Linked DNA regions of Homo sapiens: region 2 is linked to region 1. A link is a loop called in an ENCODE intact Hi-C map of the cell type or tissue named here. Cell type or tissue: K562. All regions are shown on one strand.

Region 1 (5,000 bases):
CCAGTGCCTGCCACATGTCCCCCACATGTCAGCTGTATGTTCACGTATGAATTCCACGTGTATTTTATTTATCCATGGGGTAATATTGCTGTCATAGGTCCTGCATATTTTGACATGTAACCGTCAAGTTAACTCATGTATCCATTCATTCATTCATTTATTATTGAGTTCCTAGTATGTGGCACTGTTTTAGGCTCTGTGGATACAACAGTGAATAAAACAGAAAAAAAAATACTGTCTTCACAGAGCCTGCATTCAAGACAATAAATATAATAACAATAACAATATAGTAGAGGCCAGTAATCCCACACTTTGGGAGGCTAAGGTAGGCAGATTGCTTGAGTTCAGGAGTTTGAGGCCAGCCTGGGCAACCTGGCAAAACCCTGTCTCTACCAAAAATACAAAAAAGTAACCGGGCATGGTGGGGTGCGTCTGTGGTCCCAGCTACTTGGGAGGCTGAGGTGGTACGATCACTTGAACCTGGGAGGTAGAGGTTTCAGTGAGCCGAGATCATGCCACTGCATTCCAGCTTGGATGACAGAGTGAGACTTCTGTCTCAAAACAAAACGAAACAATATAGTAAACATAGAAATAAATTAACAAGCATAATAAACAAATTATATAGTATGTCAGAAGGTGATGAGTGCCACAGAAAAAAATGGGGGAAAACAAGGGAGATCAGAGGTGCGGGAAATATATTACAGTGCCCTTGTGAAAATTTAAAAGAAACAAAAAGAGTAGCAGGCAGAGTGGATACAGTTGTAAACAGGAGGTCAGGGTAGTCCCCTTGAAAAGTTAGTTGTCTGAGAGAAGACTTGAAGGCAGTAGATGAAGTGACCCTTGAAGATATGGAGGAAACACATCTAGGCAGAGCAACAGCAGCTATGGAAGCCAGAGGCAGCAGCTTGTCTGGTATGTTGGAAGAATGTGGAAGCCAGTGTGGCTGGAGTGGAGTAAATTGTAAGAAGTCAAACAGGGCCTGGTGCGGTGGCTCACACCTGTAATCCCAGCACTTTGGGAGGCTGAGGTGAATGGATTGCTTGAGCCCAGGAGTTCAAGACCAGCTTGGACAACATAGTGAAACGTCAACTCTACAAAAAATAGAAAAATTAGCCAGTATGGTGGCGTGCACCTGTAGTCCCAGCTACTCAAGAGGCTGAGGTGGGAGGATTGCTTGAACCTAGAAGGCAGAGGTTGCAGTGAGCCAAGAACACACCACCGCACTCCAGCCTGGGCAACAGAGTGAAACCCTGTCCAAAAACAAGTAAATTAAAGAAGACAAACAGGACTTGAATCAGTTTATCTTGGCCTCAATGAATTTCAAGTTTCCAGTTTTCCTCCACCTTTAATATGGTTTAGCATAAACCCGTCTGTGGACAACTGTCCTGGAAACTATTGACCACTGTGGTCTCAGGCCATTTTCAACTACTCTGAGTTTAATCTCAAGAAAAACAAAAACAAACCCATCTCAATGTAAATAGGAGTAGGGCAGCTGGGTCAGAAAATGAAAATTTTCTCCCAGGGGAGGGAGAAGGGTAGGGGAAAGAATTCAGGCTTAGAGTCCCAGCTCTGCCACTCAACAAGCTGAGTGACAGTGGTCACTGTGCCAGCCTCACTGAATCTCTTTCCATGTATGGAAAATGAGGTGAGACCCCCACAGGGATGTGAGCATAGAATGCAAAATAAACATTCAGCCCCCAGCCCAAGTCTGACTCTCAGGACAGCTCAGTCTGCAGCCACTGCCTCCCTTCTTGGGCCTGAATGCCCAGTGTACTTCCCCTTTGACCTTCATTGTCTTGAAACTATACATTTAGCACCTGAGAGTCAGCTCAGGTGGCAGGTAAAATCTTTGCATAGTTTCTGATGTAATTTTTTTTTTTGAGACAGAGTCCCGCTATGTCACCAGGCTGGAGTGCAATGGCATGATCTCAGCTCACTGCAACCTCCACCTCCTGGGTTCAAGTGATTCTCCTGCCTCAGCCTCCCGAGTAGTTGGGACTACAGGCGTGCGCCACCAAGCCCAGCTAATTTTTGTATTTTTAGTAGAGACAGGGTTTCACCATGTTGGCCAGGGTGGTCTCGATCTCTTGACCTCATGTTCCACCCCCCTCAGCCTCTCAAAGTGTTGAGATTACAGGCGTGAGCCACCATGCTTGGCCTCTGATGTATTTTTTATCCTGAATTCTCCCATATAGCATAGGGCTTCAATTCTTGGGGAGAAAAAAGCTGGAGTTGAAATCCTAAAGAAATAAGAATGTGAATCTGAATTGGTATGGTTCATCTTGTAACTGATTTAATGGACACTGGAAACGTTTACAAGTGCCTACCTGTCACCCGGAGTCGGTGGGTGGCCGCCCTCTGGGACTCCTTGTCTTCTGCTGCCATCGCCTGGAGGCAAGAGGGACTGCAGGGACACAGAGGGACAGAGGCCCACACAGGTGGGAGCAGCAGGGGCTCAGCCCCCTGGGGCAACTAAGGCCACCCTGGGGAGGCCAGTGGCTCACCTCTCATGAAAAGGCAGGTGGAGTGACTTGAAAGGCTGGTTTCCTGGCTGAGCATGGTGGATCACGCCTGTAATCCCAAGCACTTTGGGGGAATGAGGTGGGAGGATCGCTTGAGCCCAGTAGTTGACCAGCCTGGGCAACAAAGCAAGCCCCCCATCTCTACTAAAAATTAGCCAGGCATAGTGGTGTGTGCCTTTGATCCTAGCTATGTGAAAGGCTGAGGCAGGAGGATCGCTTGTGTCCAGGAGGTTGAGGTTGCAGAGCTGTGTTTGAGCCACTGCATTCTAGCCTGGGTGACATCGAGACCCTGTCTCAAAAAAAAAAAAAAAAAGAAAAAAAGAAAAGCTGGTTTCCTGGCACATTAGTGGCCAAGAAGGCTCAATGACAAAGCGGGGAGTTTTAACGACTACAGCTCTAGTCTCACCTTCTACAAAAGAGGAAACTAAGAGCCCTGCACTGTGGTGGAGTGTTTTTCCCAAGGCAGAGCTACACTGCTTCCCAAGGCAGGATGTGGCTTAGGGACAAAGTCACATTCGAAGGCAGGCCCCGAGGCCTGATTCCAGGGTTGCTTTATAGCACCGCTCAAAAGTGTTGTCCTTGGACCAGCAGCCTCAGGTCAGCTGGGAGCTTGTTAGAAATACAGGATTGCAGACCCCGCTGGCAACCTACGGACCCAGACTCCGCACTTTACCAGATCCCCCAGGAAATCCGGACGCCAGTCAGAGCCAGTGCGAGGGACTGGTTTAGAACACACTGCCTCTCAATGTTTTTAGGAGGGCACATGAAGATAGTTTTATTTCCCCAAGTGGAAATCACAGTATTGTTTATTCCTTTTTTTTTTTTTTTTTTTGAGATGGAGCTCTGTTGCCCAGGGTGGATTGCAGTGGTGCAATCTCTGCTTACTGCAACCTCCATCTCCCAGGTTCAAGGGATTATCTTGCCTCAGCCTCCCAAGCAGCTGGGAATACAGGCACCCGCCACCACACCTGGCTAATTTTTTTTTTTTTAAGTAGAGACGAGGTTTCACCATGTTGGCCAGGCTGGTCTTGAACTCCTGACCTCAGGTGATTTGCCCACCTCAGCCTCCCAAAGTGCTGGGATTACAGGTGTGAGCCACTGCCCCTGGCCAGCATTGTTTATTCTTGGTTATAGTAGTTCTGCATGCTCACTATAAAAAAATCAGACAATATAGGATAATTTAAAGAAGAAAGCAATAAATATTGTGTTGTGTAAATATCCTTCTGGACATTTTCTATACACACACACTTCTTTTTTTTTTTTTTAGATGGAGTCTCGCTCTGTTGCCCAGGCTGGAATGCAGTGGGGTGATCTCAGCTCACTGCAACTTCTGCTTCCTGAGTTCAAGCAAGTCTCCTGCCTCACCCTTCCAAGTAGCTGGGATTACAGGCATGCACCACCACACCCGGCTAATTTTTGTATTTTTAGTAGAGACGGGGTTTCTCCATGTTGGCCAGGCTGGTCTTGAACTCCTGACTTCAGATGATCTGCCCACCTTGGCCTCCCAAAGTACTAGGATTACAAGTGTGAGCCACCGTGCCTGGCCCACAACATTTTTACAAAAATCAGATTATGTGTGTATCCTCCATATTGTCTTGTCGCCTTTTCTTTCTCTTCTTTTTTTTTTCTGAGACAGGATCTTGCTCTGTTGCCCAGGCTGGAGCGCAGTGGCATGATCACAGCTCACTGCAGATTCAACCTCCTGGGCTCAAGCAATCCTATCTCAGGGTCCCGAGTAGCGGGGACTACCAGGGTGTGTGTGTGTGTACATATATATATTATATGTATACATGTGTGTACATATACACACACATATAAATATATATACATATATAGATTGTATATATATATTTTTTTATTTTGTAGAGATGAGGGTCTCACTATGTTGTCTAGGTTAGTCTTGAACCCCTGGGCTCAAGTGATCCTCCCACCTTCACCTCCCAAAGTGATGGGATTTCTGGCATGAGCCACCACACCTGGCCAGCCTTGGATATGATTTCTCTTTTTTTTTTTTTTTTTTTTGAGACGGAGTCTTTGCTCTGTCGCTCAGGCTGGAGTGCAGTGCTGCAATCTTGTCTCACTGCAACCTCCGCTCCCTGGGTCAAGTGATTCTCCTGCCTCAGCCTCCTGAGTAGCTGGGATCATAGGTGCACCACAACACGCCTGGCTAATTTGTTTTGTTTGTTTGTTTTGTTTTTGTTTTTGTATTTTTAGTAGAGACTCATGCAACTGCAGCTGCTTGGGTCACTCAGGAGCCCTCATGACCATCACCCACCCCTTTTCCCTGCCTGGAATTCTCCTCTGCTCACCCACTCCACCCCTCCCTCCACCCTCACCCAGTAATTCCTATCTGCGTTTAGGCTTGGCCTGAAATGTCAGCTCCTGGGGAGGCCTGGGAACACTGAGGCTGGATCCCCTTGGCATTCACTCCTCTAGTGCCCTTTCTTTTCTCCTTTGGAGACATTTATCACAAATTCA
Region 2 (5,000 bases), 92 kb before region 1:
GGCCGTGGGCAGCCAGGATGAGCGGTGCGGGTGGGGCAGCAGAGGGAGACTGCAGGGGCTATAATTAAAGGGAAAATATAGAGTTTCCAGAGAGGCAGGGCTGGAGACAGCAATGGAGGGATGGACCTTCATCAATTATCCCGACCATGTGGCAGCAACTTGTGGCCCAGGGTCTGCCCCCGCCTAGTGCCAGCGACTGCAGGGCAGGACTAGGGGGCTGAGGTGCTGAGATGGCAGTTCTTGAACCCACCAAAGTCCTGCCCCCTACTGTGGGTCAGTTCCAAGAGAACCCCTCCCTAATAGGCGACAGGGGTCCTGTTTTTGGAGGGAACAGACATTTAGAGTGGTGGTCTAGGGCAGGGTGCCGCAGGGCTTGGTAGTATGAGGGTTAGTGACCTGTCCACTTCCTTGCTTCTTGGGTTTTCGTAGTAAGAAGGGCTCCTGCCTGCAGCTCCCCGCCCCTCCCCATATGTTTCCCATCCAGGCTTTCCCACGCCCATCTTAAAGAAGAGTTGAAACCTCCAAGGTGTGAATTGGGGGTTGCTACATCATGGGCCTGGGGTTCTGAAGGATATTTGGGGATCCCTGGCTTTGGAGTTTTGTGTGCCTGGCGTGTGACAGCCACCACCCCAATGTCCAGTTCCAGGCCTTCCTCCCAGGGGCCGAGGCAGACAGTTTCCAAGCATCCTTTACACGTGGCATGGAGCTGAGGCTCAAGGCCTCCCCTGCCACTCTTCGACTTAAAACGCTTGGCGGGTGCCCAGGCTGAAGATGTGTCTTTAATTTCTGCAGTATGACAGTGAGAGGAAGAATGTGCTTGGGGTCTCCTCCCAGCCTGGCTGGGCCTTCCTGGCCAGGATTGAGGGCTGCAGACTGGGGGGATGGGGGGTGGGAGGAGGAGGGAGCTTGTGCCTGTGAGAGGAGGAGACGCCACCTCATCTTTAGGAAACTCTGAAGCTCTGGCTTCTTGTGGAATGTAAGACTTTGTCCGGCACTTAAAGTGGGGGGGAGCAAAAGCCAAAATCTCCTCCCCACACCCCCAAGAAATGGTAAAGTCATCAGCAGTTAGGGAAAAAAAATTCCTTAAGAAGAAAAACAGAAAGAGGAAAGTGCTGAGCTTGAGTTCTCTCCTTCTCCAAATTTCCCCAAGTGCCCCCCTCCAACACCAAAGAAGGAGGGAAAAGGCCCCCACCCTCAGAGCTCCTCAGGTGCCCCATCTGGACTCCATGGTATGGGACAAAGGAGGAGAACACACCTGGAAGAGGTAGCCCAGGTGTTGTGCACCTGGTGGGGGGCATGCACCCCTGCCCTGCACATCGGGGTCACCCTTTCCAGCTGCTGCAGCCCCCAGTTGAGGTTCTGTTGCTCTTCCCCCAACTCCAATTCTCCAGAACGCTTCTCTGCTCCCACCTCTAGCCCTAGACTGATGATAAAGAGGGGGTTCCTAGGAGAGGGTCTGAGGAGACAGAAGGGCGGGGTCTAAGAGTGGGGGTGCAGTGAAGACCCCAGGATGAAGCTCTCCATGAGTCTCTATCATGGAGCCCTGCACAGTTCCTGTTGAGGGAGCCTGGAGCAGAGTCTGGGGATAGACCCCGGGTGTGTGCAGGCCCTTCTTCTTCCCTCGCTTTAGCATTGCACAGTCGGAGCCCTTTGCTAGGTTCCTCAGCTTCCAGGTACAGCTCTGCTCTTCTATGCCTTAGCCCCAAACCCAAGTCCTCCAGCCTCCTAGGATTTCCCTCTCTCCCTTCCTCCCTCCTTCCTTCCTTTCCAGGGTTAGGGGGAAGATGATGAAGTAGGTTTTGTCCATGCTGAGTGTTTGAAGCCTGTGAGACATCCAATTAGAAATACGGAGGAAACCCTTGGGCACTTGGGTCAGGAGTTCAGAGGAGAGACAAATGTGGGTCCCAGGATGATGGTAACTGAAGCTGGGGTTGTGGATGGTGTTGTCTCAGAGAAAGCATGGAGGGAGGGAGTGTGGAGGGGCTGGCACTGAGCCTCGGGGACCCTCAGGGTGTAAGGGCTGGGTGGAGGAGGAGGAGATAGGGCAAGAGTGGCCAGAGAAGGAGGGCTGGGTGAGAGGGATTGGGGGGTCATGAGTGCAGAGGAAAGAGATGGTACTAGAAGGAAGGAGAGTTATATGCTGCAGAGAGAACTAGTATGGTAAGGAGTAAAATGTTCCCTGGACTTAGCAGAATGGTGGTGACTGATCCCCGCAGCGTGAGCTGCTGTGGTGGAGAGATGGACAAGGAAGCCGGACTGGAGTGGGCTAAGGAGTGTGTGGGAGGCCAGGAAGCAAGGTCAGAGGGCAGCGACTGGGAGGAGGAGTCTGGCTGTGGCAGGAGTCTAGAGAGGCATCTGTCCCCTGCTCTTTCTCTTTCTTCCCAGCCCGGATCCTGCGTTCCTTTCAGGCCCCTGCATCCCTCCTCTGTCTTCCAAGTTTCTTCGCTGCTTTCTCCATCCCCCTCTGTCTCCAGAGCTCCTTTTCTGGATCTCATTTGCCTCTTTTGCTCTCCTTCCCCCTTTCCTTTTCTTTCCAGGTGACCCGAGCCCTCAAATGTCCATAGCCAGGCCCAGCCTCCCCCTCATTCTCCCCTAGAACAAGCCCTCATTCCAGGCTCTTGAAGATGAACTTTGTTTTCTAGTCCTGGACGGATCCCACCCCATTCTCTGACCGCTGCCTCCACCACCCCCACCCCAGTCCTAGGAGGAGAACTTGGGAGCTGGAGAGAGAAGGGCTGGGGGTATGGCCCCAGGTGACACGAGGTCTGTCATGGCCCCAGCTCCCAAGCCCTCTCCAGCCACCCCACCAGGTCCCAGCCAGGCCCCAGCTGAGAATAATGCACTGGATGGGGGATGTTGTTGAGTTAGGGGACCCCAGTTCTCACTGCTGCTCTCTGGTAGTCAGAAGTGAGGGGTCAGCCCCATCTTTCCTGCTGGAGTGAGCTCCCAGCTGGGTAGCTGGCAGCTTTTCTGTCATATCCCTCCCTGCTCCTGATGTCTGGAGGCAGTGTAGTTCTTCTTAAAAGTTGGCTTGGCAGGGCGCGGTGGCTCACACCTGTAATCCCAACATTTTGGGAGGCTGAGGCAGTCGGATCACCTGAGGTCGAGAGTTTGAGACCCCAGCCTAGCCAACATGGTGAAACTCCATCTCTACTAAAAATACAAAAATTAGCCCGGCATGGCGGCATGGGCCTGTAGTACCAGCTACTTGGGAGGCTGAGGCAGGAGAATCACTTGAACCCAGGAGGCGGGGGTTGCAGTGAACCGAGATCACACCATTGCACTCCAGCCTGGGCAAAAAAGCGAAACTCTCTCTCTCAAAAAAAAAAAAAGAAAGAAAGAAAGAAAGAGAAAAGAAAAAAAAAAGAGAAAGTTGGCCCCATGAATTGATTGAATATTTACACCTTTCTGGGTTGGTTCAATTCCGTGCCTATTTTATCCCATTTGCTTTTCTCCATTCCTTTCTTCCTTTCTTTCTTCTATTCATTTACCTTTTCTCTCCCCCACCCCCAACCTCTCTCCCTTCAAATTTTTCTCTTCATGCGTTTTTCTTCCTTTTCTTAGTTTTTTTTTTCCTTTCCTTTTCTTTCCTCGGTCTCTGACCCGTTGTCCCACCTCTCCACCCACATACTTTTTTCCCCCTCCCTCTTTTCCTCTCTTATTCTCTTCCGGTATCTCCTCTTCCCCAGTCCCCGGTTCTCTGGTGCCCATCCTGGGGTATGGCGCTCTGCCGGGTCTCCTCATGCTGTAGGCGGGCGTGCAGCCTTCGTGAGCTGCTCCAGGGGAGAAAGGGCAGCAGCCATAGGGGGCGTGGCCGGGGGGCGGGTGGTGCAGGGCTCGCATCACAGCCAGATGTCTGGTTGCCGTGTTGTGTTTGGGAGATAAATGCCAGGGTTCCTTTGAATCCTGAATTTAAATAAAAGAAGGGGGGTGCTGAGGAGAAGCCTCTGTTGGGCAGAGGTACCTTCCAGATCTTGATCTCCTTCCTTGATACCCACCCCCCACAACCCCCACCCCAGGGAAGTTTTGGCCACCGATGTCTTCTGTCTTCTGCTTCTGCCCCAGCCACGAGTTCTTCCTCCTGGCAAACTTGAGATTCTGGAGTTTCAGGGCGGGGTGTTGGGCAGGGGTCCTGGCAGGGGCCCCTTTGGACAGTCTGGCTCGGACACAGAAAGGATCCTGTATGGATAACATGACCTTGCCTTCTTCCCAAAAGCCACCCCCACCCCATTTTGCTAAGGAGCTACATTCATTTGCTGATAAATTCATGCAACAATAGTCACGTGCCAGGCACTTTGCTGGGTACTGGGCATTCAATGGTGAGCAGCACAGACCCTGTGTCTGCCTGATGGAGTTTGTGTCTGGTAAAGACACAGACAGCAATGAAATCACATGAATAAACGTGGAGGTGCAACCATTAAGGTTACTAAGAAGAAGAATGCAGAGCTTTGAATGGGCAGACATGGCAGAGGGTCTGCTCTAGTCCTGGAGCCCTAGGAAGGCTTCCCTGGGTAGGCTGATGGGAAAAGGATAGGAGGCAGGGTGGATAGTGATGGGACCACATATGCAAAGGCAGGAGGGGGCATGGCGAGTGCTGGATGCCCAAGGAATTCAGGGAAGGCCAGTGTGGCTGGAGCACCACAGGCAAAGGCTGGGCGGGCCAGAGAAGCCCCATCACAGGTGTAGTTTGCCTCCTTTCAGCTATGGGCCCCAGCAGAGGGCCTGACGCAGGGGAGGGTCACAATCAGGTCTGCATTTGTAAAAGAAAGCCATGGGCACTCCATGGAGTAGGTACCTGCGGGAGGAGGGCTGTGGTCAAAGGTGGAGGAGCAGCTGAGAGGCTGCTATACTTGCCCAGGTGAGGGGCTTGGATCCGGTAGGTGGGAATGGAGACAGAGAGAAGAGGATGGGCTTGAGAGCCCTTTGGGAAGCAAAATTTACAGGTGCTGGGGTTGGATTGGATGTGGGGTGGGGTTGGTGAGGAACAGGGATGATCCCGG

Evidence for each region. Peaks named below come from ENCODE experiments on the same cell type or tissue, not always from the same donor. Only the 100,000 strongest peaks of a DNase experiment are listed, where the experiment ranks them.
Region 2: a loop joins it to region 1, with 9 times the contacts of the local background. A loop is called at or near these places in 86 of 110 quality-filtered maps.

The regions. Positions count from the first base shown.
Region 1 is chr17:50,295,180-50,300,179 of GRCh38, forward strand. No RefSeq gene overlaps it. Among named protein-coding and RNA genes, the nearest start is that of TMEM92-AS1, 9.8 kb to the left of the region's middle. In K562, a CTCF peak has its summit at 2,384; a DNase peak (open chromatin) is centred at 2,362; H3K27me3 peaks cover 638 bases.
Region 2 is chr17:50,203,341-50,208,340 of GRCh38, forward strand. No RefSeq gene overlaps it. Among named protein-coding and RNA genes, the nearest start is that of COL1A1, 4.2 kb to the left of the region's middle. RefSeq lists an enhancer at 2,384-2,885. In K562, no CTCF peak of the experiment used is centred here; DNase peaks (open chromatin) are centred at 2,298 and 3,821; H3K27me3 peaks cover 868 bases.